2 separate regions of the Homo sapiens genome follow, and region 2 is linked to region 1. A link is an interaction called in ENCODE POLR2A ChIA-PET data of the cell type or tissue named here. Cell type or tissue: OCI-LY7. All regions are shown on one strand. Each heading gives the region's core, and the rest is flanking DNA. Links, peaks and the distances in the headings are about the cores only.

The links. Peaks named below come from ENCODE experiments on the same cell type or tissue, not always from the same donor. Only the 100,000 strongest peaks of a DNase experiment are listed, where the experiment ranks them.
Region 2: POLR2A ChIA-PET joins it to region 1 with 6 read pairs; 3 of 35 experiments call an interaction of 5 or more read pairs at or near these places.

Annotation. Positions count from the first base shown.
Region 1 is chr17:59,603,759-59,619,527 of GRCh38, reverse strand. It overlaps DHX40 (DEAH-box helicase 40), which reads right to left. Exons shown (of 18, transcript NM_024612.5): 16 at 14,344-14,413; 17 at 13,854-14,082; 18 at 11,183-12,495. The coding sequence ends at 12,356. Among named protein-coding and RNA genes, the nearest start is that of CLTC, 8.3 kb to the left of the region's middle. RefSeq lists enhancers at 370-489, 500-549, 387-1,199. In OCI-LY7, for the core only: no CTCF peak of the experiment used is centred there; no DNase peak of the experiment used is centred there.
Region 2 is chr17:59,797,633-59,813,401 of GRCh38, reverse strand. VMP1 (vacuole membrane protein 1) reads right to left here. Exons shown (of 12, transcript NM_030938.5): 8 at 4,526-4,606; 9 at 1,616-1,732. Among named protein-coding and RNA genes, the nearest start is that of MIR21, 36 kb to the left of the region's middle. In OCI-LY7, for the core only: no CTCF peak of the experiment used is centred there; no DNase peak of the experiment used is centred there; H3K4me3 peaks cover 1,195 bases; H3K27ac peaks cover 533 bases.

The DNA.
Region 1 (15,769 bases), core at 5,165-7,664:
TCGTTTTAAGGAAATGCGGCGTCTCCTGGGAGTGAAGAGGCTTTTGGGCCACCTTGAGGCATGACGGGTGCCGCTTCGTTTCCCTGCGACCGCTGCCTGTTTCGACTGAGCCCCTCACAGGAGGACGTGGCGGGGGCAGACGGGCGCAGCCTCCCGCCCTCTCCGTGACTCAGGGAAACGGCCTCGCCGCAGAGCGCTCCCTCGGCAGCTGGCTGCAGCACTCCTCCCCCGCCGGGCTTCAGAGTGGGTGGTTTCCTACAGCCTAGGGAGGGGGCCTGAAACGGGGTTTAAAATCTTCCCTGCCCTCACACAAGCCCTTCTGACTGTTGGAGAACCTGACGCGCGGATTCTAACTAGAACTGGCACTCTCTTCGGGTGTTAGATAATTAACTCAAAGGACAGCGAAGGCCTTTTATGATGTCTTTCAAGCTGGCCTTATGACAGCTTTTCTTAACGTTTCTGCGGACATTTTGGCGGACTTGTGTCGGCCTAGCTCAGTGATCAGTTTCGTTAAAGAATTTGAGTATCCGAACATTAAAGGATTGGACCTAAATTCTAGCAGGAGGATTTTTAGCCACATCAAATAATTTACGTCTCAAAGATTTAGATAATTAGGGTAAGGATGCTTAGTAAAACCCGAAGGTTCCATCGCGCCACTGCACTCCAACCTGGGCGACAGAGCGAGACTCCGTCTCAAAAAAAAAACAAACAAAAAAAAACCTGAAGGTTCCTGGAGGAAAGAGATGAACTATTAGCCGTGTATTTCGGTGGGACCACCTCAACATAGGTTCCTGTAGGTTAGCAATGTAGAAATGTAGCGCTTCAAAGCCGGAGCATCCTGTCTTCAAAGAGCATGAAGGTATCAACGGCATTCATTGTCGATTAATAATAACCTTTCTGGTACTTTCTTGCTAAAGTATAAGCCATAATAATATTTCATAATCGCACCAATACAATAAAGGATGAAAGACGTTAGTTCTGTGCCTTTTATCTTTGTAAGAGAGGTGATTCTCCCCCCCCACCCCCCGCCCCGCCGAAAGAGAAAAGCTCAAGTCCACAATAATTATTTTTAGTGTCCTTTTCAGTTAAAGGACATAAAACCCTATTGGGTAGACGATAGTTTTGTATGCTAAGCAGTTTAGGTTACAGTGAGAAGTTTGCCAATCATTTTAGTTGCTTTTAGTGTTTTTCCCTTTACTTAACTGTCTCACATACTGAGCATGAGAGAAGAGTCTGGCAGGTAAGAGGGCAAAGATTGTTCTGCAAAGAAAAGCCTTGCCACCATGTTGTAAGAGTGAATATTTATGCTTGCAAAATTTCTTTTTGTATTGTTAAGCTAAATACACGAAGATCCTCTGTTCCGCAACATTTGAAATAACCTAATGCCAGTCTAGTAATAACTGCTTTAAACCCTTTTTGGAAGTAGACAAATTCTAAATTAAAATTCTAAGGGAGTAATTGTTTTATTACAGTAATTCAATAGCTTGATCAAGTCACCTTTTCAATCTCAGAATCCGGAGATAAAAGAGCCGTATCATGAATGGGCCACCAAAATTTAATTAGTGTCTGGCATTTTCATACAGACCCTGTAACTTTAAGTACATTTAGAATCCCAAAAGCAGTTGATTTTAGCTATTTGGAGTGGAATATCTAACCAAAAAGTGCGCTGAGGTTGTTAGTGACTGCTACGTCATCACACATAGAAATTACACTGTTTTGAGAAATAATTTAGGAAGAGGAAAAATAGATCGTGATATCCTGGGTCATTTTGAAATGATCTTCAAATTAATCCAAAAATTTTCAAGAGAAAAAAAAAGTCAAGATGATAAACATTAAAAAAAAACCCTATGCCTTTTTAAAGATGAATAATTTGAGTAGGGTAATAAGAGTTTTTTTTTTTTTTTAATGGGAGTCTGCTGTTCTTGGTAACAGTATAAAGGCAGTTTCACTGGTTTCACTGGTTTAGTTACCTAAGCAATACCTGAATGGCACTGTTTTCAGACATTACCTCAAGTTAGAAGGGAGAACAGATAACCTAATAGACCAGGAAGCAAATCCTACTACCCAGAATGGCTTTTTCTACGATACAGTATGACATAGTCTTTTAATAAGACAATGCTATGAATGATCACTCTAGCTTTTGGTTTCAGAAAATGTTTTAGCAAGGTAGCCATGTTAATCAATGGTGAAGTGAAAGCTATTTTAGTTGGAATGCTCATCAACAGTAGACTATCATGAGTCACAGCAAGTGCCATTAGCAAAAACTACATTGCTTGGTCTGTTATTTTGAGGACTGCTAGTTTCTGAAAACCTATACAAGAAACCTGTGTTGTGTCACTAATTTTAATGTTATGCCAACAATTAGGATGGAGATATATACATATATATATATATATATATATATATATATATAAACACTCAATAGAATGACACCTCAAAACACAAACAAAAAACAAAAAAAAAAACAACCCCTTTCACTGTAGGATTTCTCCATTAGCTGTTCATCTTCAAGCAGCCCTAGCACTAATGCCCCTGCCTTTTAAAAACTTGACCTTTTAAAAACAGCCTGAATTCACTGCACTGCAAAAGTCACAAAGAAAAGGCATATCTCACATACTCAGAAATTAATTTTAAAGCAGAACTTTAATCCACTGTACCAAATGTTTACAATTCAGATTCCAATAAAGCCATAAAGGACATACTTTAGTATTATCCAAGTAAGATACTTGGTTTTGCCATTTAAACAGTAGCTTTGAAGCATCTCAACCCCCTGGGGCCACTGATATGAATCCCAGCAGGATTAGACTGGCTAGGTCTTTATTTTTTCATGCAAGATAAGGAGCAGCCTATCAAATGCCAGTAAACAAATGTACAAGTCACTGACTATCGGCAAGGCTCCCCGCTCCAAAATGAAGAAAAGAAAGCAGCATTTACAAAGCAAGAACAATTTTTTTTTTTTGAGACGGAGTCTTGCTCTTGTCGCCCAGGCCAGACTGCAATGGTGTGATCTCGGCCCACCACAACCTCCGCCTCCTGGGTTCAGGCAATTCTCCTGCCTCAGCCTCCCGAGGAGCTGGGATTACAGGCACCAGCCACCATGCCTGGCTTATTTTTGTATTTTTAGTAGAGACAGGGGTTTCACCATGTTGGGTAGGCTGGTCTTGAACTCCTGACCTCAGGTGATCTGCCTGCCTCAGCCTCCTCAAGTGCTGGGATTACAGGCATGAGCCACCACACCCAGCCCCACAAGAACAAAATTTTAATGGCATTTTAATTTTACTATGAAACGTACTTTACTCTTGACATCCACTGCGCAGGCTTGTTTTAAACCTTTAAATATTTAGACAAGTTTTATAACGTACGATGGATAGCAATAAGATCTATAGTGAATCTTTACTTTGTATCAGCATTGGGCATGTTCCAAGTGAAAAGCCAAGACTAGCTTTGTGGGGATCCAATGTAGAATGAAGTCACATTATATAGGGCCCACCCATGTTTTTGAAGGGTTAAATAAGACCCTGGCAGAGGAATGAAGTGGTTCATGACATTACCTTAAAAAGCCATTTCACAAAAGTTGGTTTAGGCAGGACATGGTGGCTCAGCCTGTAATCCCAGCACTTTGGGAGGCCGAGGCGGGCGGATTACCTGAGGTCAGGAGTTTGAGACCAGCCTGGCCAACATGGTGAAATCCCACCTCTACTAAATATACAAAAATTAGCCAGGCACCGTGGCAGGTGCCTGTCATCCCAGCTACTTGGGAGGCTGAGGCAGGAGAATCGCTTGAACTTGGGAGGTGGAGGTTGCAGTGAGCCGAGATCACACCATTGCACTCCAGCCTGGGTGACAGAGCGAGACTCGGTCTCAAAAATAAAATAAGTTTCTGGATGCCTTCAATTTCCCTTTTGTTTTTTGAACCCCCCTGCCTATTTCCCTTTCAATTCTAGACAAATTAAAGGAAACATTCCTATTATAAGCATACTTTTATATAGCACTTTTAAGAAAGGTGTTTATTAATAGGGGATTTCATATCAGAGGATCAGATAAATATGTCTTCATTTGCCACTCTACAGTGTGCCACTGCACTCCAGCCTGGGAACAGAGCAAGATTCCGTCTCAAAAAAAAAAGCTAGTTTAAATATAGCAATTCACAGAACATTGTGGATAGGAAAACCCAGGAGGATTTTAACCCTGCTGATCAATAGGGAGTCAGATGCCATGTCACAACATCTTGCAACAAAAGTCACAAGAAGCTTGAGAGCATCTATAGAATGAAGAGGTAATGAGGGTGAGAGTGTGGGATTAATTGTTAAGGGCTATTTCTTTTTTCTATTTCTAAATATGTAGAACGTTCTGTGTTCACCTCCTAGAGTTACTACTGTCTCCAAAGCAAAACATGACCCACAGATATGTTCCCTTGGGAAATGTAGAGTTTTGCCACTCTAGGGATAGTTCTGCCAGTAGCAGTGTACATCTGCAGCCTTGTTAATGGTAGTAAACTCTCACTTCTTCGCAACAGAATAGCTAAGGACTGAGATTTGGTAAAGTTTTGGTTAACTCAATAATAAAGTTTTAAGGAATAATTAATTTCTTCAACAAATATTTTCCAGTACCTGCAATGTAAAATTAAATACTCAATGTTAAATTATTTTGTAAAGCCTTTTTTGAAAAAAAAAAATTGATATAGGGAAAGCAGTTCTGAACCTTAAAGGCCTCAGATTCATCAAAGTGAACAGTTGTTGTATAGTACTCCTGCAAATGTAACCTAATCTGAGTAGTACCAAACCTAGGCAATACTAGGAATTACTTTTTTTAAAATGCCATACCTCATCCTGTCATGACTACTAAAAGTAGATTACTATGTAAATCAAACAAAATACCTGGTTATTTTCTTTTCCTGGTTGCTCATATTCCAAATAACTATGAGTTTAATGTTGTATAGTATAAAATCCATACAATTACTTTTCATTCCACAACACTGCAGTGATGAAAAGTATGCAGCATTCATATAAGCCTACCTTAGATTTATTGATATAAATTGTTTTTCTTTTCCGAGTCAACCTTTAAACCTAAAAGTTTAAAGAGTCATGAAAAGGTCTCCTTAGGTTAACTCCACCAACCAGTCAAATATGTAGTCCTCCATTATCCACAAGGGATATATTCCAAGACCTCTACAGAGGATGCCTGAAACCACAGCTAATACTGAACCCCATACAGTATACACTATGTTTTTTCTATACATATATACCTATGATAAAGTTTAACTTATAAATTAGGCACAGTACGATATTAACAATGAAAATAGGACAATTATAACAATGTACTATAATAAAAGTTATATGTGAATGTGGTCTCTCAAAATATCATTGTAGTTACCTATTTTTGGACATAGTTGAACACAGGTAACTGAAACATCAGAAAATGAAACCTCAGATAATAAGGGACTACAATATAAAGCATTCTACATGCATGGTGAAAATAAAAACTAATGATGAAGACAGCTGTTACAGTCTATTTTAGTTACTATATAGTTGACCCATCAGATCAGATGGAGAGATAAGATTATACTCATTACTGAGGAAGGCTTAAACATTCCATTATTAATTTATTAAAAAAATTTAACCTTTGCACAGAAGTGATAAAAATTCCATTTTTAAAAAAGGAACTAAATGAAGTAGCAGACACGTACACAATGGCACATGATAAAAGGAAAATCCCGGCCCAAGCTACTTTAAAATTTTTCTATCTGTAGGAATGAGTGACACTCAAATTATTCTCCATTTGACTTACTAGTGTTAACCCAAGATACAGAATGGACATTGCAAAACCCTTCCAAAAAATCCTTCTCAAAGTGACACCAAAACCTTTCCATTGTTTACATCTGGTTCCTCTCCCCAACCCCACAAATTGTCTTTTTGTTTCAGTGCAGGTCCTACTCTTCCCTCAAAGACTCAGCTTAAAATCCATTTATCGGCAAGGCACGGTGCCTCACGCCTATAATCCCAGCACTTTGGGAAGCCGAGGTGGGTGGATCACTTGAGGTCAGGAGTTCAAGACCATCCTGGCCAACACGGTGAAACCCCGCCTCTGCTAAAAATACAAAAATTAGCTGGGTGTGATGGCGGGCGCCTGTAGTCCCAGCTACTCAGGAGGCTAAGCCAGGAGAATTGCTTGAACCGGGGAGGCGGAAGTTGCAGTGAGCCAAGATGGCGTCATTGCACTCCAGCTTGGGCAACAGAGTGAGGCTCTGTCTCAAAAAAAAAAAAAAATTCAATTTACCTTACTTCTCCAGCTATTAAAGCATTTATTGATTACATGACCCATTTAATTTGAAGCCTAGGCTACTTTATGTTGTTAGTAATCGCATCTGGAGTTGGCACAATCATTTATAAATACCTCCCATATACAAAGCACCAAACTGGGTGCTAGGCTGTATTTTGGGTTCACTCATCTCATTTCCTGTATTTTAGCTGAGAACCAAGTAATAATATTAATAGGTGGGAAAAATATGTGGATTTTATCTGGACAAAGAATGTGACTAATCATTGTCGTTTTTTTCTGAGACAGAGTCTTGCTCCGTTGCCCAAGCTGGAGTGCAGTGGTGCGATCTCGGCTCACTGCAACCTCCACCTCATGGGTTCAAGCGATTCTCCTGCCCCAGCCTCCTGAGTAGCTAGGATTACAGGCACGTACCACTGCACTCAGTTAATTTTTTGTATCTTTAGTAGAGACGGGGTTTCACCATGTTGGCCAGGCTGGTCTGGAGCTCCTGACCTCGTGATCCGCCCACCTCGGCCTCCCAAAGTGCTGGGATTACAGGTGTGAGCTACCATGCCCAGCTGTGACTAATCATTTTCTTTGAAAAATCTTTAACAGCTTCACAAGGGAATTTTGTATTATTCATGTATTAAGTTTAAAGGAACAGCTAACAAGTAATAAGGATTACTTTAAAAATCTTTGGGTGATTAAAGATTACTATTTAAATTTATTGATTCCTTGATATTATGTTTAGTCTCATCAACTCTGCTATGAAGAAAAAGTAAAAGCCAGAAAAATCTGACATTTCATTAAGACCTCTTCTTGCAAATGAAGTGATCATTTAAGTTAGAATGGGAATATTAAAAAGTAGCTTTTCTAGATTCAAATACAAGTGGTAAAAAACTGAAACTGGTGGGCGTGGTGGCTCACACCTGTAATCCCAGCACTTTGGGAGGCCAAGGCAGGCGGATCACTTGAGGTCAGAAGTTTGAGACCAGCCTGGCCAACATGGGAAACCCCATCTCTACTAAAAATACAAAAATTAGCTGGGTGTGGTGGCACGTGCCTGTAATCCCAGCTACTCAGGACACTGAGGCGGGAGAATCATTTGAACCTGGGAGGCGGAGGTTGCAGTGAGCCGAGATCATGCCACTGCGCTCCAGCCTGGGCGACAGAGTAAGACTCCATCTCAAAGAAAAAAAACCTGAAATCAAAACAATAATCCAGTCATTCCTTAGTATCAGCTGGGGTTTGGTTCCAGGACTTCCCCCTGAGGATACCAAAATCTGGTTGATGCTGAAGTTTCTCATATAAAATGGGTAGTGTCTGCATATATGCACATTTTCCTGCATACTTTACATCATATCTAGATTATTTATAATATCTAATACAATGTAAATAGTTGTTATACTCTTTTTTTCTTTATCTTTCATTATTGTATTATTTTTATTGGATTTTCTTTGGAATATTTGAAATCTGTGGTTGGTTGAATCTGTGGTTGTGGAACCCCAGATACTGAGCCCCCAGATACAGGGGGCTGACTGTATTTGCTGACATGTGAAATTTGAATTTCATTCTCCATAGTTTTATTGGAACAAAGTGATATTCATTCATGTACTGTCTGTTGTTGCTTTCATACTACAACATCAGAGTAGCTGCAACAGAAATTACATGTCCAGAAAGCCTAAAATATTTACTATCTGGCTTATCAAATTCAAATCAGATAATTTTATTATTCCCTACAGTTTGAACACATGGAAAAAGCATTAAATATCTAAATATGTAAATTAAGATAATGAGGCACCTTTTTGTCAATAATTAGAAGACTGAGGAACTATGAGGTGTAGTAAGACTGGCATTTTCATATATTGCTGGTTGGAATATGAACTGGTTCATCTGTTCTGCTAAATAGGAGTACACATCAGGAATCTCAGAAATCACTTTCACTGCTGTAGGATTCAACAGTAAGAACATATCACAATTTATTAAACCTTTTCCCTACTGATATAGCTATATATATATGTGCTGTTTTCAGATTTCTATTAGCAACAATGGTGTATTTCACATTGTAATGAATGCTGTATTTAACATTTTTAATGTATTTATCATCAGCAATTAACGCTAAATCTATAGGAGTCCAATTTTATGAGGCACAGAATATTGTATATAGTCTGAGAGTTCCTAGTCTAGAGAAACCCCTAAGTCTAAATGTGGACTTACTGGGTCCACCCTAAGTAAACAAAACTAGTATCACCAATAAGCGGCAAATGCCATGTACCTCCAGATGTGATACGCTAGTCAAAGACCACCTACGTCTAGAGGTGGACTTACTAGGTATCAGGTTGTACACAGCTTCAACTTTACTAGATATTGCCAAAATGTTCTCTAAAATAAGAGCTGGCCTGGGCATGGTGGCTCACGTCTGTAATCCCAGGATTTTGGTAGGCCAAGGCAAGAGGATCATTTGAGCCCAGGAGTTCGAGACCCAGCCTAAGCAACATAGTGACACCCCATATATACAAAAAATGAATTTTAAAACAACCAGTCGGGTGTGTTGGCACACACCTGTACTCTCAGCTACTCAGGAGACTAAGGTGGGAGGACTGCTTGAGCCTAGATCAAAGAAGTAGTGAGCCATGATCATGCTGTACTCCAGCCTGGGCAACAGAACTGTATGAAAAATTAATTAATTAAATAAAAGCAATTTATTCTTCACCACCAACACTTTTCAGGAGTATTAATTATTGCTAATCTGATGGAAATGAATGCCGTCTCCCTAATTACAAGTTAGGTTCATTGTCTTTTATTTACTGACCCTTCCTCCTGTTTCCCCTTTTATAAAAGGACCGACCATGTCCTTTGCCCATTTTTCTATTATAACATTTGTCAGCTGGATGCAGTGGCTCATGTCTGTAATCCCAACACTTTGGGAGGCCGAGGTGGGCAGATCACGAGGTCAGGAGTTCAAGACCAGCCTGGTGAAACCCCGTCTCTACTAAAAACACAAAAAAATTAGCCAGGCGTGGTGGTACGCACCTGTAATCCCAGCTACTCGGGAGGCCGAGGCAGGAGAACTGCTTGAACCCGGCAGGCCGAGGTTGTGGTGAGCCGAGATCGCACCATTGTACTCCAGCCTGGGCAACAAGAGCAAAACTCCGTCTCAAAAAAAAATTTGTTTTTGATTCTGTTTTGTTTCATTTAGTAACTTGAAGGTGTATTCCCATTCTTCTAAGAACAAACTCCTCCATAAAACCCACCTTTCCTGCAAGGCTGCTTCCATGTTCTTGCCTTAACTAGATCCAGCATTCCCTTGATACTACTGCTCTCACAGTCCTCTCAATGCAAACTGAGATACAGAAATTTTTTATCAATAACACTATCACAATTATCCCAAAACTGTAATGATGTCCTTCCCTTCTAACAAATCCATAAAATAATTCCAAATTCTATAGATTGGTTTACAAAGCCTTCTGTAATCTGACCTTAACAGTTTGAGCCACCTACTCTCCTATATATATTCTATGCACCAAGTAAACTCAACTGTTTGCCACCATCTCAAACACCCCCTGGGCTTTCTATAAATACTTCTCTGTCTTGATCCATGCTCTTCTTAGCACCCACCCGTTTATCAGACATTCATCCTTCAAGGAAAACTCTTCCTTACAATATAATACCAACAAATATAGAAAAGAATTAGAAAAAAAAATCACCATTTTGCAGCCATAAGAATAAAATGGATTCAGGCAAGAATCATCAATTGATGGTAAATACAAAATGTCATATTTTATGAGGAACGAGATATTTTATATAATGTCAAAGTATCTCTCCCTCAAATTATTTATGAATTATAAGGATAACCAGGTTGATATAATTTAAAAAGCACCCTAATAAGTAATTAACATTAATAACACCAGCAAGGGGAAAATGCCATGTACCTCCAGACGTGATACCATGACACTATTACTTATGCAGTATTCCAGTTAAAAATGCATAACCATGAAGAAACATTGGAGAAACCCAAATTGAGAACATTCTATAAAATAACTAGCTTATATTATTTTAAAATGTTAATGTTGTGAAAGACAAGGACTGAGGACTTTTTCCAGATTAAGAGACTAAATACAATACGTGATCCTAGACTAAATCTTGAACTACAGAAAAATGCCATAAAGGACATTACTGAAACAACAGATATAATTTGAGTGTGAGGTGTAGATTCAGAATATATGCTTAATATTTACTAAACTAGAAGAGCTCTCATTCCAAGAATCCACACACTCCCACCACATCTGAGGATATGCCCTTATACAATACACCTGAGAAGAGAAACTGACAGAACTAAATGATTAATATGTGCTAATAACAGTGTCTAGAGCACTAAAGATAAAAATGAACAAATTAGGCCAGGCGCGGTGACTCACGCCTGTAATCCCAGCACTCTGGGAGGCAGAGGCGGGCGCATCATGAGGTCAGGAGATCAAGACCATCCTGGCTAACACGGTGAAACCCCGTCTCTACTAAAAAATACAAAAAATTAGCCAGGCATAGTGGTGGATGCCTGTAGTCCCAGCTACTCGGGAGGCTGAGGCAGGAGAATGGCGTGAACCTGGGAGGCGGAGCTTGCAGTGAGCCAAGATCATGCCACCGTACTCCAGCCTGGGCGACAAAGTGAGACTCCGTCTCAAAAAAAAAAAAAAAAAAATTAACAAATTAAAACACTGGAAAGGTTTAGAGAAACCATCATCACTCACCTTACTTTAGGGACAAATACATGAATTTGGGTCCTTGTGATTTTTGATAAAGATTTCAAGTTTCTATTATTGAACATAAAACTAGATTCCAAAGGAAATAACTAGAAGAGTTACCGATAAAAAATTTAGATTCTTAATTTTTACACAAAATATCTAAAAACACACATTATACTGTCTTTTGAATTTTAATGACACTAATAGCTTTATTTAACAAACACTGAGTGACTACTATGTGCAAAGCACTATGCTAGGTGCATGAAAGATACAAAGATGAAAAAAGACACAGTCCCTGCCCACAAGGAGCGTATAATCTAGTGAGGGAGACAAATACACAAATAACTAGAATACAAGGCAGTAAACAAGAGTGGGCAAGTGCTGAGTGTGGCCTGAGTGTGATACTAACTAGCCTCAAGGTTCCAATTTGAAACACGATGAAATAGTGTTGTCTGCTTCGAAAATCCCATCCCAAGTTTGGCATAATGGAAGTTAAATGGCCCTACCCAAACAGGTGGAAATAACAGAGTAGGCCAGGTGGAGGCGCTGTTTGAAAGTACTATCACACCTACATACATGGTGCTGATATAAGTACGTAGGTACAGCTAAAAAAGAACTTATATATATATATATATCATATATATATATATCATCTGTCCTTTGGTTAATGGCTATAGCTACTGTTTTAAACAATATACTTTTATATAAAAAGGAATTTGTATAATCCCAGAAAAATCAATTTAAGGATTAATATTAATTCAAGAAAGAATCCTGCCATAGGCAATTTTATTTACTAATTGATTAAGTCTTTTCTCTAAATATCTATAAAGCTCTGTAGCAATTAAACAGTTAGACATCTAAGTATTGCTGAGTAGAAACCTCTTATGTTCAGCCTTCTGAAATAAATGGTCACATACCTGATATATAGCACTATTCTAACAGCAACAAGAAGGCCTTAAAGAGATTTTAAGAAAAATAATTTTTAATGCTTCAATGCAAATGGAGTACACGCTGATTAAATACAACTCAATGTTCTTTGAAAACATCTCAATGACAGCGTTTGATACCAGTTAAGGCCAGCAAAATTGTACTGAGGAAAATATTATTACATGTACTGTCTTTCATTGGTTTCATGTATCATTGCTTATGACTATGGCAACCAAATCTTTTCTTTGACAACTGCATTTATGGGAACTGATGAGCTTTGATTTATGAGCTTTGATTTGCTTTTAGTTCATAGGCCAATAACAAGTGCTGACCACCTCCTCTTGGTAGTGCTGTCTGAAATAACTGGCAAAGTAGAAGCACATTTCCTGGCTCCTTTTCCCACTTCCTGAATTGGAGGGTTCACCACCTTAGCCTGTTTCCTTTCGTGTGTCACTGTGGTCCTGGGTCCTCTGCTGCTTTCTCTCAAGGAAACGAGCCCGTGCATCAGATATGGATTTGTCATCATTTCTTCTTTGCATTTTCTTTAAGACGTCTTTCGATATTCCATCTGAAAACATTACAAATTAATCCAATAAAACTTAGCTTTGAGATTCAGTACTAGAAATGTTAAGAGAAAGAGAAGCCCTGATTTTTCAGTGTTAACAAAGTAAAAACAATAAAGAGAAAAATTAAATTTTGCCCTTTCAAAAGCAATGTAGTCTATGGTTACAAAATTAAGAGCACCAAGGCCAATGAGTCAGAAAAACTGACCCTAATTCAAGCATGTGGCAGTGTTATTACACTGTAATAGAACACCTAGTGGCTAAGATTTCTTTTCTTTTTTTTTTTTTTTTTGAGACGGAGTCTCACTCTGTCGCCCAGGCTGGAGTGCAGTGGCGCAATCTCGGCTCACTGCAAGCTCTGCCTCCTGGGTTCACGCCATTCTCCTGCCTCAGCCTCCCGAGTAGCTGGGACTACAGGCGCCCGCCACCACACCCAGCTAGTTTTTTGTATATTTAGTAGAGACGGGGTTTCACCGTGTTAGCCAGGATGGTCTCGATCTCCTGACCTCGTGATCCGCCCGCCTTGGTCTCCCAAAGTGCTGGGATTACAGGCGTGAGCCACCATGCCTGGCCTCCCTAGTGGCTAACATTTCTAAAGATTTTTCTATGATTTATTCGGCAAAACTCTTCACCATTCCATTTTGCAGTGATGTCAAATAAAGAAAATACAATATGCTTCATCATTCAGCCTCAAAAAGCTTTACTAAGAAGTTTTCTGTGTATGTGAGCTGAAAAACTTTCTGTCCTATTTCAGTACCACAACTATTTATGCCTCCCAACCAGGGTCCTAATTATTTCATAGAAAAAGCCCCTTGGATATACAAACTTAGCCAGGCGTGGTGGTGCATGCCTGTAATCCAGCTACTCAGGAGGCTGAGGCAGGAGAATAGCTTGAACCGGGAGGCAGAGGCTGCAGTGAGCCAAAATCACACCATTACACTCCAGCCTGGGCAATAAGAGCAAAACTCCGTCTCAAAGAAGAAAGAAAAAGAAAGAAAGAAAGAAAAAGCCCCTTGGAAACAAAGGGGATTCTGAGTTAATAATGCATAAATCATCACTTTTTTTTTTTTAGAGATAGTGTCTCACTCTGTCACCCCCAGGCTGGAGTGCACTGGTGAAATCACAGTTCACTGCAGCCTCAAACTCCTGGGTTCAAGCGATCCTCCTGCATCAGCCTCCCAAGTCACTGGGACTACAGGTGCACACCAACATGCCTGGCTAATTTTTATTTTTATTTTGCTAGAGATGGGATCTCACCACATTGCCCAGGTGGGTCACAACATTTTTATAAACAAAAATAGTGAAGTACTACTGGGAAGCAGTATGGCATAGTGGTTAAGAGTAGAACAAATGATTTACTCACCCTTTAGCTGCTTTACATTTTCCTTATTTGTCCATCTCCTTCTTGCATCTTCTCTCACTTCACGTCGGGCCACACTGCTCAAATCATGTGCATTAAATTCATGCAACTTGGGTAACAAGTCTCTTACCCATTCATAACGGATTGGGCATACAATTCTTGCGTAGACTTTGGTGGTAACCAATACCTCATGAAAAATGATCCATTCAAGTTTGGTTTCCTGTTCATGAAGCTATACAAAACATTTCTTTTAATGATGGTAACTCAATAACCTGCCCTATTCCACATTAAACCAACCAAATAGTCCAAATCCTTCTCAATTAATTCCTATCTTCTTCAAACAGGAGGCACAGGCCAACCAATACCCTTATAGATCTATGTAATATAGATATATGTAAATTTAACTCCAAAGTGAAAAGTAGAAGACATTTGTATATTACTTATTTCTACAACTTTACAAATTTCTTCCCTTTATTAAAAATGAAGTACTTACTGCTGAGGAAGGATGAATGTGAACTGGGCTTCCACGACCATCCATTGTGCAAAACGTTCTCCCAACAGATCTATAAACAGAAAAACAAAATGATAAAGACTACAACAGTAAAGCAATGAAGTAAATGGAGCATTACATTCAGCAATGAACAATTACAATATGTTCTACTACAAACAGCATTATAAGCAGAGGTTTACATTTATTCAACTGTCACTACAAGCTCTCTACCAATTCATCTTAAATTAATTATACAGGTTAAACAGTCACTACAATTAGGTATAAGTCACTACAATTAGGTATAAGGAATCAGTACAAATATTAACAATAATCTATGAGCTTTGAGAGCCAGGAACTTTATTAAAAAGTCAAAACTAAAATTCAAATAAATTAGCTAGACTTCTCAAGATCACCAGCGCTAACGCATGGTAAAACCAAGTCCTAAACAGTTCTTCTGACTTAAATATGGTTTCTTTATGTTATACTATGCTGCATCTCTTTTTAAAGGGATGATTTTTTCACTACTCTAAAACTTGACAATTAATCTATCATTTTTCCGATTCATGCCCTTATTTTCTTCTACATTACCCTACCTAAATGTCATTCCAAAAAACTTGTCAAAAAAATAAACCTAGTTCATTTGTCATAATTTATTTCCTATAGTACTTTGTATATATTCATAGTATAACCCAGATCAGACTGCACTGTAATTATTCACTTACATATCTGTACCCTCCATTAGACTCAGGTATCATCAAGAATGATGTAAGGACTCATGTTACTCTACTTTTCTATTTTTAGTACCTGCCCAGTGTTTGGCATACAGAGGGTAACCAAGATATACCATATTTTTAAAAGTGTGAAACAATCTAAATTTACAGAAAAGTTGAGAGTAAAAAAATTTTTACCTGAATCATTTGACAGCAAACTGCCAACCTAATACCCCATCATCCTCAAATACTCGACTGTGCACTTCTTACAATCAACAATCAAGAACATTCTCCGACATGACTATAACCATCAAAACCAGGAAATTAACACTGATACATTACTAACAATTAATCCTCAGACCCCACTGACATTTCACCAATTTGTCTTAATAATATCCTTTATAGCAAAAGGATGTAATTCAGAATCATACATTGCCTTTATTTTTCATTTCCCTTTGGTCTCCTTCATTCTGGAATACTTCCTCAGTCTTTGACTTTCATGATCTTGGCACCTTTAAAGATGTCAAGGCTAGTTACTGTGTGGTATGTCCCTCAGTTTGAGTTTGTCTGTTTCAGGATGATTAGATTCAGGTTATGCATCTTTAGCAGGAATATCACAGACATAATGCTGTGTTTTTCTCATTGTATCCTATCAGGAAGAACATGATTTTTATTTATTTCATTATGTTCACTTTGATTGCTTGATTTAGGTCACATAT
Region 2 (15,769 bases), core at 7,245-9,744, 190 kb before region 1:
TTCTCCATGTTGGTCAGGCTGGTCTGGAACTTCCGACCTCAGGTGATCCACCCGCCTCGGCCTCCCAAAGTGCTGGGATTACAGGTGTGAGCCACCGCATCTGGCCAGTATTAAATCTTAACCATAGTAACTAGCACTGTAATATTAAAAAACCTGTGTTCGTTGATTGAACAAAATACTTAATTTAAATGGGAGGAAATATATTCTTTGAAGTAGGAAAAACATCATGAAATTCTGAGTGATTATGGCAGGAAAATAGAGGACAGACGCAATAAACTTGACCCAAATGCCAAAATCTAAGATTATAAACTGGATAAGTAGAAGCAGCCGAAGTTTTCCTGTTTCATTCTTCCCTTCTAAGAACTGGAAGTAGAGAGGTATTAACATAGAAACTTTGGGGATAGACACACTTGTAATTATCATGGAATCATACAAGGGCAGAGAACTTCACTGTTCTTTCCTTTCTTTTTTTGAGACAGAGTCTTGCTCTGTTGCCAGGCTGGAGTGCAGTGGCGTGATCTTGGCTCACTGCAACCTCCACCTCCCAGGTTCAAGAGACTCTCCTGCGTCAGCCTCCCAAGTAGCTGGGATTACAAGCGTGCGCCACCACGCCCAGCTAATTTTTGCGTTTTCAGTAGAGACAGGGTTTCACCATGTTGGCCAGGATGGTCTCGATCTCCTGACCTCATGATCTGCCCACTTCAGCCTCCCAAAGTGCTGGGATTACAGGCGTGAGCCACCACGCTTGGTTGTTCTTTCCTTTCTTTTGGTTAATAACGTTCTTTGTTACAAACCATACTGATATAAAACAAATTCTTTCCAGGTTAATTTTTATTTTATTCTATTGAGATCTGCCCTTAGAAGGAAGTAATTCATATCACAGTTCTAGAAGCACATATCCATTTTCCCTTCGTTTAAATTGTTAACCTTTTCTCTCCTCTCTATTCATATATGTGTGCACACACACATACACATGCACACACCCTCCATCCTAAAGATTTTGTTAAGAGTGGCTTTGAGGACTAGCAGATTCTCACTTCTCTGACCACAACCCACATCTCCTCGCCTCTTCAGAGACCCTCTTCTTCCCCATTCTCCTCCCACACTAACATCTGGCTGTTTTTCGGTAAAGGATATTGGTAACATGGGAGGAACTGCTTTACACACTCTATATATATAGAGTATGTGAAAGAAAGTAAGAATTAGTGAATGGCAATATTCTCTCAGCTTGTGGTTGGTAAAACAAAACAAAACAAACAAAAAACTACATTTTTTGGGCTGTGTATATAAAAATGATGTGCATCTTTCTGCACACAAACACTATTTTTGTTTGGTGAAAGTCCTGGATAAATAGTTAAACAGGACAAAAAATAAAGAAAGAAAGAGAGAAAGGAAGGAAAGAAGGAAGAAAGGGAAGGAGGGAGGAAGAAAGAAGAAAAGAAAGAAAACAAGGAGATCACTAATTCCAAATGACATTCTATGTGGTATTACCTAAGTAAGCTACCAACCAAAAAAGCAGAAAGAATAACTAAATAATTCACTTAGGAATGAGCATGTTTCATTGTCTTGTAATGGGTTCATCATCATTAGGCAGTGAATCAGGGGGTATAATTACCTGGATATGCATTTTTATTATTGCTTTTCCAATTAGGGTTGCACCAAAGAAGGTCCAAAAAGGTACCAGAAAGTGTCCACACGTTATTCCAGCCAGATCAAATAAAGGATTTGGAATCTATAGAGAGAAAAAGAAGGACTTCCATATTATAATCCAAAGAACAATTTAATTTTATCACCCATTGATATGTGGTATTCTGCTTTCAGCCTGCTTACACTGCAAAGCAATATATGGGTTCCTTGATCACTACTGGATTGTTCAAAAGGAGGTTAGGCAAACATCCTAATGTGTCTAGAAGCTGGGTCTCATATTCACCTTAGGTGTTCAATCTGCTCACAGCAAACCAAGGTGTCCTTTTGCTTATATTACTCATGGCTAAGGCACTGTGTGTGTGTTTGTGTGTGTGCCCATCACATGAGAACTGGATAAAGTAAGTGGACCTGCAGGAATTTAATCCCGTTCAGTTGATTCCTGGATATTTGGTGGCTGTTTTCTAAGGTGAGGTATGAGTGAAGAAAGAGCCTTAAGATTGTTTCAGCAGTTAGGGTTCTAAAATCTTTAGCTTGAAATGTGAATATTATCTGGAAAGCACTCATATCATTAGCAAATATTTTAATAAATTCTCAAATACATTTATGGGTGGATGTGCTGTTATTCTCAACATAAAATATTAATAATTTGTATTTTATTTTACGAGAGACCAAGTCTGAGGGCTATGTGACACAATTTATAAAGAAGATCAAGTGTGGAAATATGAGATCACACAGATTCAGATGTTTTGAATACTCAGTCCCAGACAAAGAAGTAATTCACAACAAATACCTTTCCCAAACATTCCCACATTTTAAGAATGCTAAAAGACATTTCATGTAAAAATGCAAAGAAGCCACAAGCTGTTTTTGAGCACTTCATCCCTTCTTCTCCTATGAAAGTACTCTGACCTTGTGGCTGTTGGCTGAACCATTAATAAGCCAATTAATTTATATAATTTCATTTTTGAACTTTGAAAGAAAAGCCTAGTTATTTAAAAAATACTTGTCACATATGATCTTTAAAAAAGACATGACTAAATTAGAATTCAAGTATTCCTTTGTTAGTAACACTTGGATTCAATGACTCATTTTTGTTTTTCTCATCCAAATTCAAATGCTTTAGGATTATTTCATCTCTTACAACCATATAATAATATCATTTACACAGCATCACACCTGCTATTTGTTATATTTGCTCATGTGACTCTCATAATTCTATGAGTTATAACTTTTTTTTCCTTTATCATAAGGTTCCAACTCATGTTGAAATGAAAATGAATTTAAAGTATTTAAGATATGTAGGCTGGGCGCAGTGTCTTATGCCTATAATCCCAGCACTTTGGGAGGCCGAGGTGGGTAGATCACTTGAGGTCAGGAGTTCGAGACCAGCCTGGCCAACATGGTGAAACCTTGTCTCTACTAAAAATACAAAAATTAGCTGGGTGTAGTGGTGCATGATTGTAATCCCAGCTACTGGGTAGCCTGAGGCAGGAGAATCGCTTGAACCTGGGAGGTGGAGGTTGCCGTGAGCCAAGATCTCGCCACTGCACTCCAGCCTGGGTGACAGAGGGAGACTCTGTCTCAAAAAAAGAAAAACAAACACAAAAAAAGGATTTAAGATACGTAAATCAGAGTAGCCCTGAGCTAACATCGCTTTAAACAGGTTTTATATAAATTCTTCCTTGTAACTAATACTTGAAACTTTGGAAAAAGACTTCTTATCTATAAATTTGAGGAAAGAATGAAGTCATCCTTATTTGGTTAAATGTAGTTTAATTTGGTTAAATGTAGTATATTCTTCATTGGAAGAATGGATTTTGTCTCTTTTATTCTTACTGATTTAAGCCATTTAGGTCTGAAGTCATCACTACATGATGAAATACTTAAAAGCCAATAAACAAGATGTGAACCTATTCAACAGAAAACAGCTCATTTAATAAGTTGAATTGGGCTGGGTGCAGTAGCTCACACCTGTAATCCCAGTACTTTGGGAGGCCGAGGCGGGCGGATCACGAGGTCAGGAGATCGAGACCATCCCGGCTAAAACGGTGAAACCCCGTCTCTACTAAAAATACAAAAAATTAGCCGGGCGTAGTGGCGGGCGCCTGTAGTCCCAGCTACTTGGGAGGCTGAGGCAGGAGAATGGCGTGAACCCGGGAGGCGGAGCTTGCAGTGAGCCGAGATCCCGCCACTGCACTACCGCCTGGGCGACAGAGCGAGACTCCGTCTCAAAAAAAAAAAAAAAAAAAAAAAAAAAAAAAAAAAAAAAATTAGCTGGGTGTGGTGGCAGTCGCCTGAAATCCCAGCTACTTTGGGAGGCTGAGGCAGGAGAATCGTTTGAACCCGGGAGGTGGAGGTTGCAGTGAGCCGAGATTGTGCCATTGCACTCCAGCCTGGGCCACAAAAGTGAAACTCTTGTCTCAAAAAAAAAAAAAAAAAAAAAAAAAAAAGTTGAATGGGCCAGGTGTAGTGGCTCATGCCTGTAATCCCAGCACTTTGGGAGGCCGAGGCAGGTGGATCACTTGGGCCCAGGAGTTTGAGACTAGCCTGGGCAACATGAGATCCTGCCTCTACTAAAAATATAAAAATTAGCCAGGCGTGGGGGTGCATGCCTGTAGTCCCAGCTACTAGGGAGGCTGAGACAGGAGAATTGCTTGAGCCCAGGAGATGGAGGTTGCAGTGAGCCGAGATCATGCCACTGCACTCCAGCCTGGGTGACAAGAGGGAGACTCCGTCTTAAAAAAAAAAAAAGGTGAATGATTCACAAAATTACATACCCAATAAAAGTGATAGCACTTTTGTTAATTCAGGAGTATATATGGATCAAAATATAACACTACCACTTAGTAAAAGTTCTGTTTTAATACAATTCACTTACTGAAGCACAGGCCAAAATTCCAAAAAATCCAACTTTCTGTACTAGTTTTTGAACTGCCAGTTTGGCCCGGGAGGCAAAGTCCTGTAAAAAGGCAAATTTAGAAACATTAATGAGAAGTAGGAAAAGAAGGAAAGATGGTTCTTTCTAGAGTTTATTAAAGATCTCCCAATCTGATGACACTGATTAATAAGATGAATGATGAAAAAAATTACAGTAGGTTGTTCACTGAAACACAAGTAAAATAATGATAGACTATTACATCCTTAAAGTTAAGCTCTTACCACATTTTAAGAATAAACCAAAACACTGTAAATTTAAATTTAGTATTCTCTCTGGATATTCTAGGGATTAACAAAATACTGTAAACTAACCATGAACCAATTTATTATTTTGGAAACACTGGCCTACAACATCTACCTTTTCCTTTCTTCTATAATTTGCCAGACTTCATGAATACATCTCTGCCGATCACTAGCCAGAAGATGGAAAAAACAGTTATGTGGCAATAAGTAAGCATTCATTATCCCAGAAGCAAAAGAACATCCTACATTTGCACAGCTTGTGCTAGTTTTGTAAAACATTCTCACCATGATTTTATTTGAGCCTTCGATTCTGGTATGTAGGTATAGTGGATATTATTATAACCAATCTATAGACCACAAAACTGCAGCCCAGAAAGGGTAAGTGATCAAGATCATAATGTCAGTTAGGGACAAAGATAGGACATGATTCAATATTCAGACTGTGAAATCAGTGCTTTTTACTTCACTCTGTTACCTCCTCCCATGCTGAAACATGCATTCGGCTGGCTAGTTCTTTCGGCATGTTGATGCTACAAATATTTGACTTTAATTATTTTCTGGTTTTGAAATGGCATATATTCAAATCCAAATTCCAATGAAAATAGTTCATAAGACAAAAAATGAGCTAATGTGTAAATGCTTTATTTTTTGAATGTGTGTAAATGCTTTATTAATAAGTCTTCATATCATAGAACCTCTTCCACTCTCTTTAGTCCAACTTTCTTTTTTTTTTTTTTTTTTTGAGACGGAGTTTCACTCTTGTTGCCCAGGCTGGAGTGCAATGGCGCGATCTTGGCTCACTGGAACCTCCGCCTCCTGGGTTCAAGTGATTCTCTCGCCTCAGCCTTCCCAGTAGCTGGGATCATAGGCACCTGCCACCACGCCCAGCTAATTTTGTATTTTTAGTAGAGACGAGGTTTCACCATGTTGGTCAAGCTGGTCTTGAACTCCTGACCTCAGGTGATCAGCTCGCCTCGGCCTCCCAAAGTGCCAAGATTACAGGCATGAGCCACTACACCCGGCCTTTAGTTCAACTTTCTAAAAGACAATAAAGAGAATATAGAAGGTGGACAGATCCGGCCGGGCGCGGTGGCTCAGGCCTGTAATCCCAGCACTTTGGGAGGCTGAGGCAGGCGGATCACAAGGTCAGGAGATCGAGACCATTCTGACTAACACGGTGAAACCTTGTATCTACTAAAAATACAAAAAATTAGCCGGGCGTGCTGGCAGGCGCCTGTAGTCCCAGCTACTCGGGAGGCTGAGGCAGGAGAATGGTGCAAACCCGGGAGGCAGAGTTTGCAGTGAGCTGAAATCGCACCACTGCACTCCAGCCTGGGCAACAAGAGCGAGACTCCGTCTCAAAAAAAAAAAAAAACAAAAAAACAAAAAAGAAGCTGGACAGATCTATCATAGAGAGGAGAAACAAAGTTTAAAGCCAGAAAAGCAAACTAGTTGAAAAATATAGTTCTCTAATTGGCACAGAATCTGTGTATCCCCACTTACAAAAACATTTTGACAAATAATATTGTGTAGAATAGACCTACCAAATTACCACAGTAGTTAATACTGAAATTAAAGCAAAGAAACAAAAAACCTAACTCTACTTGTTGAAGATGATGAGAAAGTCAAAGAAACCAAACCAATAAACTATATTAAAAAAAAATATGATCAGTCAATATAAACACTTTCAAGTCCAAATACATAGGCTCTCAAAGTTAATCATTAGCTAAACTCTACAACAAAATTTAGCAATTTTATAATTTATTTCCAAAGAGATAATTATTAATTTTTCTTTTTGGGATTAGACTTACTTTTTCACTAAATCAGTTATATCAGATTTAATTTTTTTTTTTTTTTTTGAGACAAACTTTCACTCTTGTTGCCTAGGTTGGAGTGCAATGGTATGATCTTGGCTCACTGCAAACTCTGCCTCCCGGGTTCAAGCGATTCTCTTGTCTCAGCCTCCTGAGCAGCTGGGATTACAGGCGCCCGCCATCATGCCTGGCTAATTTTTGTATTTTTAATAGAGAGGGGGTTTCATCATATTGTCAGGCTGGTCTCGAACTCCTGACCTCCCACCTCGGCCTCCCAAAGTGCTAGGATTACAGGCATTGAGCCACCACCCCAGGCCTCAGATTTAATATTTTTAAACAACTGAACTACTGCAGCAAAGGGTATTTTCTATTTTTATTTAGATTTCTAGCTGAAGGTTAATTTTTTTCTTAGCATCTATTGCATTAAATGTGAAATACTGAGTTTTATTGATTTAAAACCATATAAGAATATATAATCAATCAGTTTTCCTATATAGCTTATTTTAAAAACAAATTACATTTCTATTTCTATTACATTTTATTATTTACTGCTCCTTTTCACTAATCCTATCCTTCTGCAAAATCCATTTATTTTTAACAATTTATACAATTAGTCCCCAAATTACTAAGTTTATAATCCATTTGAAGCACTAAATAAAAACTGGTAAAAAATGTTTTAATTGTCTAAAGTATCAACAGATACTATTAAATTAAAAACTAGTTATGAAATTTTAATTACTATAGCACAAGAATTAAATATATAAAATCAGGAAAATGCCTTCCTTTACAGCCCTTAAAATTTTCATAGCAAATCCACTTTTAAGAGAGGGAAGATTGTATTCAATTGCCAAGAAAAGGTAAAGTAAACAACAAAAAAAGCATACAAATTTTATTTTAAAGACAGCACAATTTTTATAAGTTTTCCAAGTCAGATATATGTGGGAATATTTTTCTATCAGCATTAATGTCACCTTTAATAGACACAATTATAGAAAATTAGTTTTTCTACATTAAATGGTATAGACAAGATCAACAAGTATTGTATTTAGAAGGTCTGGTGTCCTGCTTTCTTTTATATTAATTTCCTTTTTTTTTTTTTGCTTTTATTTTGAGTTTGCCAAAGAGCATTATCTTAATTTTAAGGCTTTAGAATTTTCTATTTATTTAAACCAAGTGACTAAGATTGTGCCATCATTTCAAACTGATGGCATTTTTCTACTCTATAGAATCACATATACACATACAAACTTAAATAGGAAAAGAGGTATAATTATACCAACTGGTTTATATAAAGAAAAAAATGATTAAACATTATGCAGATCACCTAACAATATCAAACATACTTAAGACTACAGAAGAACCAGAAAACATGGTTTAAAAAACATCCTGAAAAGAGGTCAAAACACAGTGATCATTACTAACAAAGAGGAATAACACGTAAGGAGCCATTTTTCCCTTTTAGGGAAGAGTATCTTTGCTTAACGGCAATTAGGCAAGAACGAAAAACAGACTTCTCGTTCTTTCAGATGCCTGGGTGCTCCTCATTAGTTATCCTTAAGGGAGCTTCAACAATCTTTTTTTTGAGCACAAAGAGTTAATCTATCCGAACACGTGAAGCTGAAACCTCCTTTTACCTTTTTTAATTTTTAAATTTGAAGCTGGCATGTATTATAAGGAAAACAAGTAAAGTGCCTTTTTAATGGAGAGCTTTACTTTTTAAAAAGAGTGAAAGTCATCTACTGAAAAAGGATTTCACAAATTTTATTATGTATTTAACATACACAGTGACCATGCTACTTTCAGTTCCCATAATTTTTTCCAGGTCTTTCACAATATTCTCAGAATTTAAATTACATTATATATCAAATAATCTACAAACATTTACTGAAATTATATTAATATGAAGTCTGCACAGTTGTTTTTATTTCAAGAAAATAAACATTAGCATAATATGCAGTTTGATGGACAGTATTTTCTTGATTTTTTTCCTTGCCAGTGTAATGAAAACAAAACCAGGAAAGCACTGCATTGGTATTTTAAAATAGTAAAATAACTAAAGTTTAATGTTTAGATTTGATAAACACGAACATATTTTATTGTTTCTTATTTTAAATTTATTTCACTTTTTTTTTTTTTTTTTTTTTTAGCTGGAGTCTCACTGTCGCCCAGGCTGCAGTGAGTGAAGTGGTGCGATCTTGGCTCACTGCAACATCTGCCTCCCGGGTTCAAGTGATTCTCCTGCCTCAGCCTCCTGAGTAGCTGGGACTACAGGCACACACCGCAACGCCCGGATGATTTTTTGTATTTTTAGTAGAGATAGAGTTTCACCGTGTTGCCCAGGCTGGTGTCAAACTCCTGAGCTTAGGCGATCCACCCGCCTCAGCCTCCCAAAGTGCTGGGATTACTGGCTTGAGCCGGTGCGCCAGGCCCAAATTTATTTTACTTTCAAAGCCACATGTATAAAACTTAGTTATATAGTTTTAACAGCTTTATGTAATAATTTTATTGAAAACATTATTCTTTTATTGTTCAAAATGTTCTATATGTTACGTGCAATTTTGCTTTCCTTGTTGCTCTGTAGTTTTAAAAGTTCTTTGTTTTTCTAAAAACAACTTCAGTATATTTTTTAATTATTTGTATAATTTGGCGGCTCTTATTGTGATTTTAGAATAATATTGTTTATGAACTAAAATATATATATTCTCATTTGCCTTTATAATGAGAATTTTATTCTACGTATATTGTTAATAAACTTGACTCTATTACTCACACACCTAACACCACCAAAAAGCTAAACCAAAACAAAAAAAATCCCTTTTATAAAATTAAAAAAAATTTTAAACAAATTTTGCTGTTCTTTTTAGTCCAAGTAAAATAAAAAAGCTGAGTACAAATACACACCAATAATAAACAATATTTTTAAGAAAAACTAAATAAAAGATTACAAACAAATTGTATGTTAGGTATTCAATGTTCCCATTAAAAGTTAAAAAAATTAATATTTCATTTGAATAGTTTTGGAGTATTGTGGGGAACAATGTAGCATGACCAATTTGATTACTTCCTCACATGTCATTTTTCACTTTTTCAAAAATCCATAAACTAAAAACAAACACCTTTTATTAGTTCCATTTCTCTGTATTTACATTTCACAACTTTTACCTATTTCACAACTTAAGTGCCTGAGATGATAGTTTCATTCTCTAAGTCTACTTAAATATGAAGCATGCATTTACAATTAGCAATTACAAATCATTTTCTACTTTTCTTTTTTCACAAAAATAAAACCAATTATAGGTAAATAAATTACCTTTCCTACCACAACCCATAGTGATTATATATGTAAACCAATCACGCTTCTGAAACAGGAGACGCAAGAAACATTTTCCCAAGCACTACAAGACTAATAAAAAAAAGTCACAGCAATTCCTTATCACTGAATTTCAAGATTAAATACAGAAAGACAAAGCCTTAAACTATGAATATGCCTGTACCATTGTTGCTTCACATTTCTTTTTCTTAAGAAAGATATTTATGATTGAGAGAGAAGAGAAACTACAAGGCTAATAACAGTCTGCAAAATATTGATCTTTGAATCTAATGATGTCAACATGAATGTAAATATACGAAGTAACTTTTATCTTCAAACAGTAACAGTAAACATTTTCATTTTCACGAGGAAGCCATATGAAAAGATCTCTTTAAAAGCAACAGAAGGCCATATGCGGTGGCTCATGCCTGTAATCCCAGCACTTTGGAGGCCAAGGCGGGTGGATCACCAGAGGTCAGGAGTTCCAGACCAGGCTGACCAACATGAAGAAACGTCATCTCTACTAAAAATACAAAATTAGCCGGGCATGGTGGCGCATGCCTGTAATCCCAGCTACTTGGGAGGCTGAGGTGGGAGAATTGCTTGAACACGGCAGGCAGAGGTTGTGGTGAGCCGAGATCGTGCCATTGCACTCCAGCCTGGGCAACAAGAGCTAAACTCTTTCTCAAAACCAAACAAACAAAGCAAACCCAGAAAATTAGCTAGGCGTGGTGGCTGGCGCCTGTAATCCTAGCTACTCAGGAGGCCTAGGCAAGAGAATCGCTTGAACCCGGGAGGCGGAGGTTGCAGTGAGCAGAGATCGTGCCACTGCACTACAGCCTGGGCGACATAAAAAAATGAAATAAAAGCAACAGAAAATCCCTAAACATGTAAAACCAATGCAATGTTACCGAAGATAAATGTATACTTGGTTAATATGTTATGGAAGTTTAAATTACCTGCCTTTATAACCCATTCCAGTCATGTGTGGCTTAACAACTGGCATATATTCTGAGAAATGAGTTGTTAGGCGATTTCATTGTCGTGTGAACATCATGCAGTGTATTTATACAAACCTAGATGTTATATAGCCTACTACACACTTAGGCTATCTAGTATAGCTACCACTCCTAGGCTACAAACCTACACAACCTGTTACTGTACTAAATGCTGTAGGCAATTGTAACACAATGTAAGTATATGTGTATCTAAACATGTTTTTATTTTATTTTGTTTTATTTATTTTATTTTGAGACAGGGTCTCGCTCTGTCGCCCAGGCTGGAGTGCAGTGGCGTGACTTGGCTCAATGCAACCTCCACCTCCTGGGTTCAAGCGATTCTCACACCTCAAACTCCAGAGTACCTAGGACTACAGGTGCGTGCCACCATGCCCAGCTAATTTTTGTATTTTTAGTAGAGATGGGGTTTCGCGATGTTGGCCAGACTGGTCTCGAACTCCTGACCTCAAGTGATCTGCCCACCTTGGCCTCCCAAAGTGCTGGGATTACAGGCGTGAGTCACTACACCTGGCCTAAATATGTTTTTTGTTTTGTTTTGTTTTGTTTTTGAGATGGAGTTTAGCTCCTGTTACCCAGGCTAGAGTGCAAAGACGCAATCTTGGCTCACTGCAACCTCTGCCTCCTAGGTTCAAGCAATTCTCCTGCCTGAACTGGGATTACAGGCACCTGCCACCACATCTGGCTAATTTTTGTATTTGTAGTAGAGATGGGGTTTCACCACATTAGCCAGGCTGGTCTTGAACTCCTAACCTCAGGTGATCCGGCTGCCTCGGCCTCCTAAAGTGCTGGGATTATAGGCATGAGCCACCTCATCCGGCCTAAATATGTTTTTAAATATAAAAAAGGTACAAATACAATATGGTATATAAGATATTTTGGGCCAGGCACAGTGGCTCATGCCTATAATCCCAACAATTTGGGAAGCCGAGATGGGAGGATCACTCGAGCCTAGGACTTCCAGAGCAGCCTGGGTAACATAAGGAGACCAAGTCTCTATAACTAATTAAAAAAAAAAACAATTAGCTGGGTGTGGTGATGCAAGTCTGTGTTCCCAGTTACTCGGGATACTGAGGCAGGAGGATTGCCAGAGCCCAGGAAGTTGAGGCTACAGTGGGCGGTGATCACACCCCTGCACTCCAGCCTGGGCAACAGAGCAAGATGATCTCCCCCTTCAACATACACACACACAAAAGATAAAACTATAGTATAGTAAATATATAAACCAATGACACATTTCATTTACTATCAAGTATTATGTACTATATATAACTGTATGTGCCATACACACACACACACACACACACACACACACACACACATATATATATATATATATATATTTTTTTTTTTTCGAGATGGAGTCTTGCTCTGTCGCCCAGGATGGGGTGCAATGGCACGATCTTGGCTCACTGTAACCTCTGCCTCCTGGATTCAAGCAATTCTCCTGCCTCACCCTCCTGAGTAGCTGGGATTACAGGCACGCGCTACCAGGCCCAGATAATTTTTGTATTTTTAGTTAAGATGGGGTTTCACCATGCTGGCCAGGCTGGTCTCGAACTCCTGACCTCGTGATCTGCCCACCTCAGGCTCCTAACGTGCTGGGACTACAGGCATGAGCCACTGCGCACAGCCTGTATGTGCTATAGTTTTATATGACTGGCAGCGTAATAGGTTTGTTTACACCAGCATCGCCACAAACATGTGAGTAATGTGTTGTGCTACATTACCATGTCACTAGGTGATGGGAATTTTTCAGCCCCATTATGAACTGTCAGACATGCAGTTCATCACTGGCTGAAAGGCTGTTATGTGGCATATGACTGTATATATTAAAACTACTGAGCTAATAATGCTTTCTTTTGGATTTGGAGCTGAAGTGATTTCACAGCCAATATTAAAAGCCTCAGAGCAACTGTTTCAATACTGATTCCTCATGTGTAATGGAAATTTATGTTAAAATATAGTCTATTTGTGAAGCTCTTGTGCCACCTAAAAATTACTTGCTGGTTTCTGCGTGCTAGTCAAATATGCACGCCAAGCAATGAAAACTCTATTAAGCAGAAATGGAATGACTTGTCATGATGACTTAATAATTTAAGTTTTTTCAGCATAGTAGACAATGAGTCTGAAACAATAACTTGTTATTAAGACCCTAATAACGTATCATTAAATATTTTCTAAAATGAAATACATTATACAATTAACTATTATCTTTATAGAAACTGCAATGTAAAACTTTCTGTAATGCAGTTATAACTTCAAATCTTTCTTGAACACAAAGTAAAAAGTGCCTTAATAACTATTTTCTACCCATTATCAGGGCTCTTTGAGTTATTTTAAAAATATAGAGCATTAATTGAATTCAAAGTGAACAAAATATTCTTACTGTTGACTTCCTCAACAATATCACTAAAGTAATTGCTTATATTTTAATTTTGCATATTTGAGTAGGTCCTCTTTAAATAAGCCTTTTTTTTTTTTTTTTTGAGAGGAAGTCTCACTCTTATCCCCCAGGATCTCAGCTCACTGTAACCTCCGCCTCCCGGGTTCAAGTGATTCTCCTGCCTCAGCCTCCCGAGTAGCTGGGACTACAGGGGCCTGCCACCACACCTGGCTAATTTTTGTATCTTTAGTAGAGATGGGGTTTTACCATGTTGGCCAGGCTGGTCTCAAACTCCTGACCTCAGGTGATCCTCCCGCCTTGGCCTCCCAAAATGCTGGGATTTCAGGCGTGAGCCACTGCGCCCGGCCAAGTGAAGCATATTTTTAAGTCACACATTATTTATTGTTATTGAATTATAACATAATAAGGTCACGGGATAAAGACTGTGGTTAGGAAATAAATTCTAGAATTACCAAAAAAGTAGGGATATTGTTGAAATAAAGTGATTGTAAAACAAAGAAAATAGTTAATAAATTTTAAATTACTAGCTATAAGATGTTGGATAACAAAATGCAAACCCATTTAAGAACAAAAAGTGATGAGAACTGAGTTGTGTAACTATTCCTGAAAATGAAACGTTTTAACATCCAGCTGATGGCTTACACGGTTAGATAAAGCCAACTGTAAAATCAGAGATGGTCACTGGTATTTCTATATATATTAGAAATTAGGGTAAAACTCTATAATACTGCAAGCAGAATACATCACATGAACACATTTCATAAAAGCAAGGATATTTTATTCTGAAAGTAACTTAGAGATTTAGAAGTTTTAAGAAGAGATTATATGTAAAACATGCAATATAAACATAAGTTCTCATATCTATCAAAATCAATGCAGGCATAACTAAAAACTACCAGAAGCAAAGAAGGATCTGACTATTCTCTGAAACAGTAAGAAACATTTATTTTGGCAACTAGCTAAATTTATTAAGTACTCAAAAACTAGATGTAACTAGAAATCTGAAAACAAAATTCAGTTTGGGTTTCTGTTTATACTCATATTTATATTATCTAGGGCAGTTTCATTAAATTAAAATGCGGTGTGAAAATTTAGTTGGTAACAAATTACATCTTGCTTTTTCTTTTTATTTTTTTCTTTTGAGACGGAGTTTCGCTCTTGTTGCTCAGGCTGGAGTGTAATGGCACAATCTCGGCTCACTGCAACCTCTGCCTCCTGGGTTCAAGCAATTCTCCTGCCTCAGCCTCCCGAGTAGCTGGGATTACAGGCATGCGCCACCACACCTGGCTAATTTTGTATTTTTAGTGGAGACGGGGTTTCTCCATGTTGGTCAGGCTGGTCTGGAACTCCCGACCTCAGGTGATCCGCCTGCCTTGGCCTCCCAGAGTGCTGGGATTACAGGCGTGAGCCACCGTGCCCGGCCTTACATCTTGTGTTTTAATGAACAGAATAAAATGGTGAGACCTCACAAGCAATGGAAGTAAATACTATTTCACGAAACATTTATTCTAGTTACACACAAATTGGCTCTGGGTTGCTAAGTACAATGTATTTTGTATTGTTGGCTACAGTTTAAAAAAAGAAGTAAAAAAGTCATTGATCTAGAGGCAGCTGTGACTGTAGTAGGTCTCATGATGCTTTATCCAAATTACACTTTTCAAAAGTTACGTGAGAACTGATCAACACAAATTTTTTTCATGTATACACACAGGAAATACATAATCCACTGTGAACACCACACATTTCAGAGTGTTGTGCCAAAAATAGGGAGCTATCAACTATTTCTGGGTCAAGATCAGGATTAAGTGGATTTCTCGATGTATAGATGTATTTCCGTTACCAAATTTACATGGGCAGGTTGCAGGAGAAAACAGTATGAGTAGTTTTTTAAACTAAGGCATAACGTATACAGTAAAGCATACAAATCTAAAATATACCTCTTAATGGAAATTTACAACACACCCATGTAACCACTACTGAGATCCAGATACAGAACATTACCGGAACTCCAGAAACCCTGCTGGTGGCACTCCTAGTAATTACTCCCTGCAAAATAACCACTAACATTGGCTTCCATTACCACAGATTTAGCTTTTCCTATTTTTGAACTTCGTTTTAAAAATTTATTTTATCATAGTTTATTTTACTTTTTTGAGATGGTGTTTTGCTCTTGTTGCCCAGGCTGCAATGGTGCGATCTTAGCTCACTGCAACCTCCTACTCCCGGGTTCAAGTGATTCTCCTGCCTCAGCCTCCTGAATAGCTGGGACTACAGGCCCATGCCACCACACCCAGCTAATTTTTGTATGTTTTTAGTAACGACAGGGTTTCACCACATTGGTCAGGCTGGTCTCAAACTCCTGACCTCAGGTGATCTGCCTGCCTTGGCCTCTCAA